Linked DNA regions of Homo sapiens: region 2 is linked to region 1. A link is an interaction called in ENCODE POLR2A ChIA-PET data of the cell type or tissue named here. Cell type or tissue: K562. All regions are shown on one strand. Region 1 overlaps PRAME (PRAME nuclear receptor transcriptional regulator). Region 2 has its middle 38 kb from the start of GGTLC2.

Evidence for each region. ChIA-PET counts read pairs that join two places held together with the same protein. Peaks named below come from ENCODE experiments on the same cell type or tissue, not always from the same donor. Only the 100,000 strongest peaks of a DNase experiment are listed, where the experiment ranks them.
Region 2: POLR2A ChIA-PET joins it to region 1 with 5 read pairs; 2 of 35 experiments call an interaction of 5 or more read pairs at or near these places.

The regions. Positions count from the first base shown.
Region 1 is chr22:22,551,428-22,555,427 of GRCh38, forward strand. The region is part of intron 3 of PRAME (PRAME nuclear receptor transcriptional regulator); the gene reads right to left. It also overlaps IGL. Among named protein-coding and RNA genes, the nearest start is that of PRAME, 5.8 kb to the right of the region's middle. RefSeq lists a silencer at 2,737-2,934. In K562, no CTCF peak of the experiment used is centred here; DNase peaks (open chromatin) are centred at 1,434 and 2,494.
Region 2 is chr22:22,605,108-22,609,107 of GRCh38, forward strand. It overlaps IGL and the pseudogene IGLV3-31. Among named protein-coding and RNA genes, the nearest start is that of GGTLC2, 38 kb to the right of the region's middle. In K562, no CTCF peak of the experiment used is centred here; no DNase peak of the experiment used is centred here; H3K27me3 peaks cover 1,274 bases.

The DNA of each region.
Region 1 (4,000 bases):
TTCTGATGATCACTCAAAGGCAATTCAAATGGGAGTGTCACATAGCCCAGGACAGCATCCTTCTCTGCTCCAACAAATAAGCCAGATGGGAAAGATGAGGAACACACACACAATGCACAATGGATGCCATTATGTTTCACTAAAAAATTTTAAATGAGAAACTACAGAAGCAGCACAACAGTATTACATAGCAATTGGAAGTACAATAAAAAAAAAACATTCTGAGACATGTATTTTAAGTGCGTCTCTTTTACGTATATTAAGAGTTACTACTTTGACATGGAAATCAGCGGAGCAAACACTTCACAGTAAAACAAAGCCTGGTTCTTTTCTCCCAAAACATTAGTTTTAAAATGGAGAAATAAAAATTGTGTATATTTATGGTGTACAATATGATGCTCTGAAATATGTATACATTGTAGAATAGGTACCTTAAGCTAATTAACATACATATGATCTCACATATGTGTGGTGAGAACACTTGAAATATACTCTTAGCAATTTTCATGTATACAATACATTATTAACTACAGTTACCATCTTGTATACTAGATATCTTGAAAAAGCCTCCACCCTCCAGCACAGTGGCTCATGTCTGTAATCCCAGCATTTTGGGAGGCCAGGGTGGGAGAATGGTTTGAGCCCAGGAGTTCAAGACCAGCCTGGGCAACACAAGGAGACCTCATCTCTATTAAAAAAAAAAAAAAGAAAAAAAAGAAAGAAAATGTCTTTAATTCCAAAGCATCTGAAAAGAAAAAGAAAAAAATCTATGGAATATTTTTTAACCTTTTAGTTAAAATGGAATATTTTTTAACCTTGTAGTTAAAATGGAATATTTTTTAACCTTGTAGTTAAAAAAAAGCCTAACTAGTAAATCACTGATTTAAAAAATCATAAATGATGCAAATTATAATTGCTTGCCACATACTATTTAAATTGTAATAAAGTAAAATTCAAAGTAGATGTCTTTTATTTTCCAAAAAAAAAAAAAAAAGCCGTTTAAGAAATTATTTTTAACATATACAAAATGGCAGAAATCAAAATGTTTGGGATTCAATATAAATAATAAATGTTCCAGGTAATGGTTATACTAATTACCATAATTTGATCATTACATACTATATATGCATAAACTGAAATTTCACATGTACCCTATAAATATGTACAATTATTGTGTATCAATTAAGAAATCAATCCAATAACCAAATAAAAATGTTTGGGATTAAGGCAAAACTACATTTAGAGACAAGAACAAAGCCTGTTCCTTTGTAAGGAAAGAAAAAGGAAAACCATCTAAGCAGCATTGGCCCTCATGGCCCGTGGAGACCCTGAGGTGACAGTAGAAGGAGGCAGTGGCCATAGCCTGAGGCTCCCGACTCACCAGACCCAGCTGTGGTGCAGAAGCCATCTGCCCAGACCTCTGGGAAGACCACAACATTGACTCCATGGCCTCTGGGTCCCTCCTCTGGCCCCTCTGAAGCTATTACAGGCCTTTCTGGGCATACCTCCCCTTTCAACTCCACGCTGCCAACGGAAGAGCCAAATCTAATTACATTCCTGGATCTCCAGCCAGTGAATCCTGATGGGGTTTTTTACTTACTTCAGGTTCAACTGATTGAATGGGATGTCTATTTACAAAAAGGAAAGAAAAAGTGAACAAAACCACCCAGAGAGTATAACTGTTAGGGGAATTTTTGGCCACATCAAAATTACCCAAATAGTCCAGTTAAGATAGCTTTATGAAGAGCATCATGACATCACCCCTTCCCACTCCCAAACAATCCCCAAGTATCAAATTGTCACTTATACCCCATGTTCCCTAACACAGCAAATCACATGCCTATCCAAGGAAAAAGGGAGGAACAACAGAGGGGTGGCTGGTCTTCCAGACTTTGAAAGTCAAGGCTGTCCTGAAGGAAGGTGGGTCAAAATTACACTACAATTAGGAGTTAGTCAGAAGTAAGGCTGGGCATTTGTAATGGGACTGAGTGGATTACCACAAAGACAGATAGGTTTTTTTGGGGGCGGAATTGAAAGACTTTGGCCTGGATGGAGTAGAGAAATTAAAAAGGGGAATGGCTAAGGAAGATGAAAGATAGTTCCAGTAAAGCCAAGGTAATCACTGAGGCAGGGAGGGAGTTCAATCTTCCTCCCTCCCTAGAGGGAAAGGGTGTTTTCTCCCAGAAAGTCAGGATCCTCTTGGCAAACAGCCTTGACAAGATTAAATCTAGGAATGTGGGCTGGAGAGGTGGGATAGAGAGTAATATTGGTGACCAAACCTAGGACAGCAACATTTTCAAGTCTGAAAGACCTTGTGGTTTCTTAGGAATCTTGGAGCCAGGAAAGAAATAAACAAGGGCTGAAAGCACACATCCCTGCAATTAAAGAAGTTGTCAGAAGACCTTCTCTTTATGGTTAGGTGTCCTCTTCCACACTGGGGCTGTTCACAAGCAGCAGGTCAGGCCTTTACCACAAACATAATCTCCAATGGCCAGCCCCTTCCTAAGTATTACTAATGTTTCCACACTTCAAGAAAACAGCTGTTCTTTCTTGCCCCTAAGCTGCTCAGGTACAGAGATTCTGGTCAGCGAGATGCAATCAGGCCTATCAATTAGACTCAGTTTTTCTCTATTTCCATGCTAGGCACAGTGCACAAATACATTTTCCGTCACAAAAAATTGAAGTTATATTTGGCATTTAAGGATCTGCTTAGGGATGATTCCTATCCTGGGCCTGATCACCCACTGGTGCTTTTGAAGTTTTGGAACCTCTCCACCCAAAGAATTCTCCAGGCCATTCTCTGCCTCATGCACTGTGAAGTCCCTACAATTCTTATATTCTACTGGCAAGTGTCCAGCTGGAATGTCTTGCGGCCTGACTTTGTTTACTGTGGCCTGCGTAAGGAGGCTGTAATTCGTTGAAGGATGTTTTCCATTTTGGTTCTCTCTCTGGAGACTTTCTCCTACTTTTCACCCTCAACACCTAATGGCCTTTGTGAAAACCGGGTTAAACTACAATTTGTTCTACATTTCCTTTAATTCCCAGGCAATCATCTTCACTCATCAGCTGCGGGAGACTGAGATTAGTAATAAAGGTCATTGTCAATGTCCCTAATTATCAAGCAGCTACTGGGCACAGCAAAGGCCGCAGCAGCTCTCATTCATTACCTCAAATAGCCTTCACAGAGAATCTAAAGTTCACTGTCATTTTCATTTTTAGTCTTGTAAGTCCCTGACTCTGTCTGGGGAAGAACCTGCTCAGCTCCAAGCAAGCAGGAATTGGTAGCCCTTATGTGAGGAGTTTAGAAAGAGTTTCATTTCCCTCCCTATCAAACAATCTAAGTGTTAGAAAGGGCTGATAAGCTTCACATAAACCATGGAAAAACAGGAAAACTGAGTAAGTCCAACAGTTAGGGAAGCTTCCATGGGATCCCCGCTTCCAGGAGATCCAAGGGAGGAGGAGGAACCGCGATCAAGTGTGAGTTGTGTAATCTCTGAGCTGTGCAATCTCCCTGTGAGGCAGTGACACTCCTCTGTCCAGCTTCACACTGCCAGTTTGTCCAGTGGCACTGGAGGAAGCAGCACCAGGGGCACATTTGCACAAAGGTGCTGTCCTTCCTCCCAGTATAAGGGAGAAGTGAAAAGACTGGGGCCCAGCATGACTCCTAGGGTCCAGACATGAATTGGGGAGATATTTCTGCATGTCCTGTCTACTGGTTCTTATGGTCCTTGTGGGCTGCACAGGCCAGAGTGGCCTCTGAGCTCATCAGGTGGGTGGTCTGCACCCTCCTCTCTAGTCATAGAATCCCAGTGGGGACCCCCGAAGTATCTGCACCAGGTCCTTCAGGTGTTTTTTTTGGAGTGCAGTGGCGCAATCTTGGCTCACTGCAACCTCTGCCTCCTGGGTTCAAACGATTCTCCTGCCTCAGCCTCCCAAGTAGCTAGGATTACAAGCACACGCCCCCACACACGGCTATATTTTTGTATTTTTAGTAGAGATG
Region 2 (4,000 bases), 54 kb after region 1:
CCTGACCATCACTGGGATTCAGGTTGAAGACAAGGCTGACTATTACTGTCAGTCATGGGACAGCAGTCGTACTCATTCCGCGGTGACACAGGCAGAAGGGGAAGTGAGACAAAAACCTTTTCTCCATCTGTCACACTCTTTCTTCAGCTCCAGGAAAAAACTGTGGACAAATTCATGAGCAGGTCTTGCCCTGTTCACCCAGATATGAGACCTTGAGGCTGCCCTTCCCTCCAGGTCTCCAGGTAGGCTATGAAAAGGGTGAATCAGGAGTCAATACACACACAATTATTATAATTTTATTCTTGTTTGAAGAAGAAGTAGAGGAATAATTGAACATGTAAAGTGAAAACATGGAAAACCGAAAAAGAGGAATTATTGAACTTGTAAAGATGAAAACTACAATGTCTGAAATTTAGAAAATACACTGGGTGAGTTTGACAACAGAAAAAAGATTAGCTGCAAAAAAAAAGATTAGCTGCAAAAAAAAAGATTAGCAAATTGTATAATACAGCAGTAGAAATTGTCCAAGATGAAACACATATGGGAAAAATAATTATGGAAATTAATGATAGAAAGGAACAGAGTATCAGTGAGTTGTAGGACAACTTCAAACAGCCTAAAGTATGTGTAATTAGTGTTTGAAATAGAAATGGGTGGAGGAGAAATAGAAAAAAGTATTTGCATAAATAATGGCCAAATATTTTTCACCTTTGGTGAAAACCATAAACTGAAATATCCAAGAAGCTCAACAAAATTCAAGTATAGGAGACATGAAGGAAACAACTCCAACATAAATCATAATCAAATTAATAAAATCCAGTGATGAAGAGTCACCTAAATAATAATGCTAAGAGCAGTTCTCATTAAAAGCAATGCAAGAAAGAAGACGGCGGAGCAATGTCTTGAAAACACTAAAAGAAGAATCCTGTCAACCTTGAATTCTTTTTCTTTTCTTTTCATTTTCTTTCTTTCTTTTTCTTTTCTTTTCTTTTCTTTTTTTCTTTATTTTTTTTTTTTGAGACAGGGTCTTACTCTGTCACCCAGGCTGGAGTGCAGTGGCACAATCTCAGTTCACAACATCCAGGGCTTACATGATCCTCCCACTTCAGCCTCCCAAGTAGCTGGGACCACAGGCGTGCAACACTATGCCCAGGTAATTTTGTATTTTTTGTAGAGATGAGGTTTTACCGTGTTGCCCGGGCTGATCTCAAACTTGTGCACTTAAGCAATCTGCCCGCATCAGCTTCCCAAAGTGCTGGGACTCCAGGTGTGAACCACTGGGCCTGCCAACCTTGAATTTTTTTAATAAAAACAAACAAACAAAAACTTTCAAAAAAGGAGACAAAATAAACCCTTTCCAGACATATGCCAAATTAAAGAATTGGTTGCTATCAGACTCTTACAATTAGAAATGGTCAAGGACATCCCTAGACAGAAGGAAAATGATACCACAATGAAATGTGAATTTATACCGAAAAATGAAAACATCAGATATAGTAACCACAAGGATAAACATAGAAACCTCTGAATTGTGTTAATGTCTAATAAAGATAATTAACACTTCAAAGAAAAGCTAACGTAAATACATTGTGATTTGTAATGAAAATGAAAGTAAATTATGTGACAAAGCACAAAAGCTGAAGGGATGAACAACATGTTATAATGGTCTTATACTATATGTGAATATATAATAACACTTGAAGGTAAACCTTGATAAGTTATATACGTACTGTAAACCCAAGCAATCATTAAGATCAACTTTTTTTTTTTTTTTTTTTTTTGGAGTCTGGCTCAGTCGCCCAGGCTGGAGTGCAGTGGCACGATCTTGGCTCACTGCAAGCTCCGCCTCTTGGGTTCACGCCATTCTCCTGCCTCAGCCTCCCAAGTAGCTGGGACTACAGGCACCCACCACTACGCCCGGCTAACTTTTTTGTATTTTTAGTAGAGACAGGGTTTCACTGTGTTAGCCAGGATGGTCTCGATCTTCTGACCTCGTGATCTGCCCGCCTCGGCCTCCCAAAGATAAACCCTTTTAACAGAAATAATTATGGCTAGTAAGCCATATTAGAGTTCTCCACAGAAACAAAATCAATAGGATATGTATGTGTGTATATATGTATAATGTATATATGTGTATATGCATGTGTACATATAATGTATATGTGTGTATATACATATCTAGGTACATATATATGGAGAAGAAATTGGTTCATACAATTGTGGCTGACTAGGATGAAATCTACTGGGCAGGCTGAAGGCTGGACATTTAGGTAAGAGTTGATCTCGCAGTTTTGAGTCTGAATTCTGCAAGGTGGGACTTCAGGAATCCTCAGTATTTGCTCTGAAAACCTTCAGCTCATTAATGATGCCCACATGCATTGTGGAGAGCAGTGTGCTTATATAAAGTCTACAGATATAAATGTTAATCACATCTGAAAATTATCTTCGTGCCAACTTCTATACTCGTATTTGACAAAATCAACTAGGCACTATACCTAGTCAATCTAACACTTAAAATTAAACATCACTTAAACCAGCAAGGAGATAAAAAGAAATAATTTTTAAAAATCAGTCAAAAAAAGGAAACAGAAAAAGGGAAGGAGAAGCAATGAACATATGGCACAAATAGAAAATGAAGGGCAAGTTGGCATATTTCAACCAAATTATGTTACTAATCACATTAATTGTAAATAGTCTAAATATCACAATTAAAAGGCAGAGATTGTCATGTTGAAATGAACAAGACTCAACTATACATGCTGCCTAGAAAAAAAACCACTTCAAATTATAAAACCACAAAAATCCAAGTACAAATTAAGGACAATTCCCCCCACTCCCAAGTCTGTTTCACAAAGCAGTACAAAGAAGGATTCACAGTAAATTTTTTTTTTTTGAAGTCTTACTGTGTCACCCAGGCTAGAGTACAGTGGCACCATCTTGGCTCACTGCAACCTCCACCTTCCAGGTTCAAGTGATTCTCCTGCCTCAGCCTCTGGAGTAGCTGGGATTGCCTGCCACCATGTCTGATGAATTTTTGTAGTTTTAGTAGAGACAGGGTTTCACCGTGTTGGCCAGGCTGGTCTCGACCTTCTGACCTCAAGTGATCCGCTGGCCTTAGCCTCTCAAAGTGCTGGGATTACAGGTGTGAGCCACCATGCCCAGCCCACAGTGAACTCTTAACACACAGTTATAGAAATATGCATCACCTCTCCCATCACCCTTTCCTCTCTCTGGCTTCCAAAACCTTGGTTCTGGTACCAGAGCTGAGGGAAAACATTCCACAGAAATATTAAATCAAGGTGAAGAAGGGAGATTCTCAAGATGTAAGTAAAAGGCAAATGAGGGAATGGAAGTCGCAATGCCCTTGCATGCATAAGGACAGCTCCTGCATGAGAATGTTGTTTGAAACATTACCGAGGAATTGGTGTCCATGTTCATGCAGGACATAGGTCTATAGGATATTTTTGTCATGCCTTTGTCGGGCTCTGGTATCAGAGTAATTCAGGCCTCAAATAGGTAGTAGGGAAATGTTTGCTTCTCCTCTATATTCTGAAGGAGATTGTGTATGATTGGTGTCATTTCTTCCATAAAAACTTGATAGAATTTACCAGTGAAGTCATTTGTACTAGGTGGGCTTTTCTTAGCAGGAAGATTTTAAATTGCTAATTCAATATATTTATGTGTCATAGATCTATTCAGATTTTCTCCTTTATGAATCGATTTTGATAATTTATGTATTTCCAGATACTTATCCACTTCATTTAAGTCATCCATAATTTTGGCATTTATTGTTCGCATTATTCCCTATAACCATTGTACCTTTTGTAAGGTCAGTGGTGATGTCACTCTTTAAGTCATGGTTTTGACAATTTGGGTCAGGAGAAGATTTGGAGGAGGAGAGAACAAGGTTGTCTTGATGTTGTCTTGGCTGGAGTGTGACTTGGAGAAAAATGACTTGAATGAAAATACAGTCAGAGGGAGATATCTGTCAAGTGGTTCT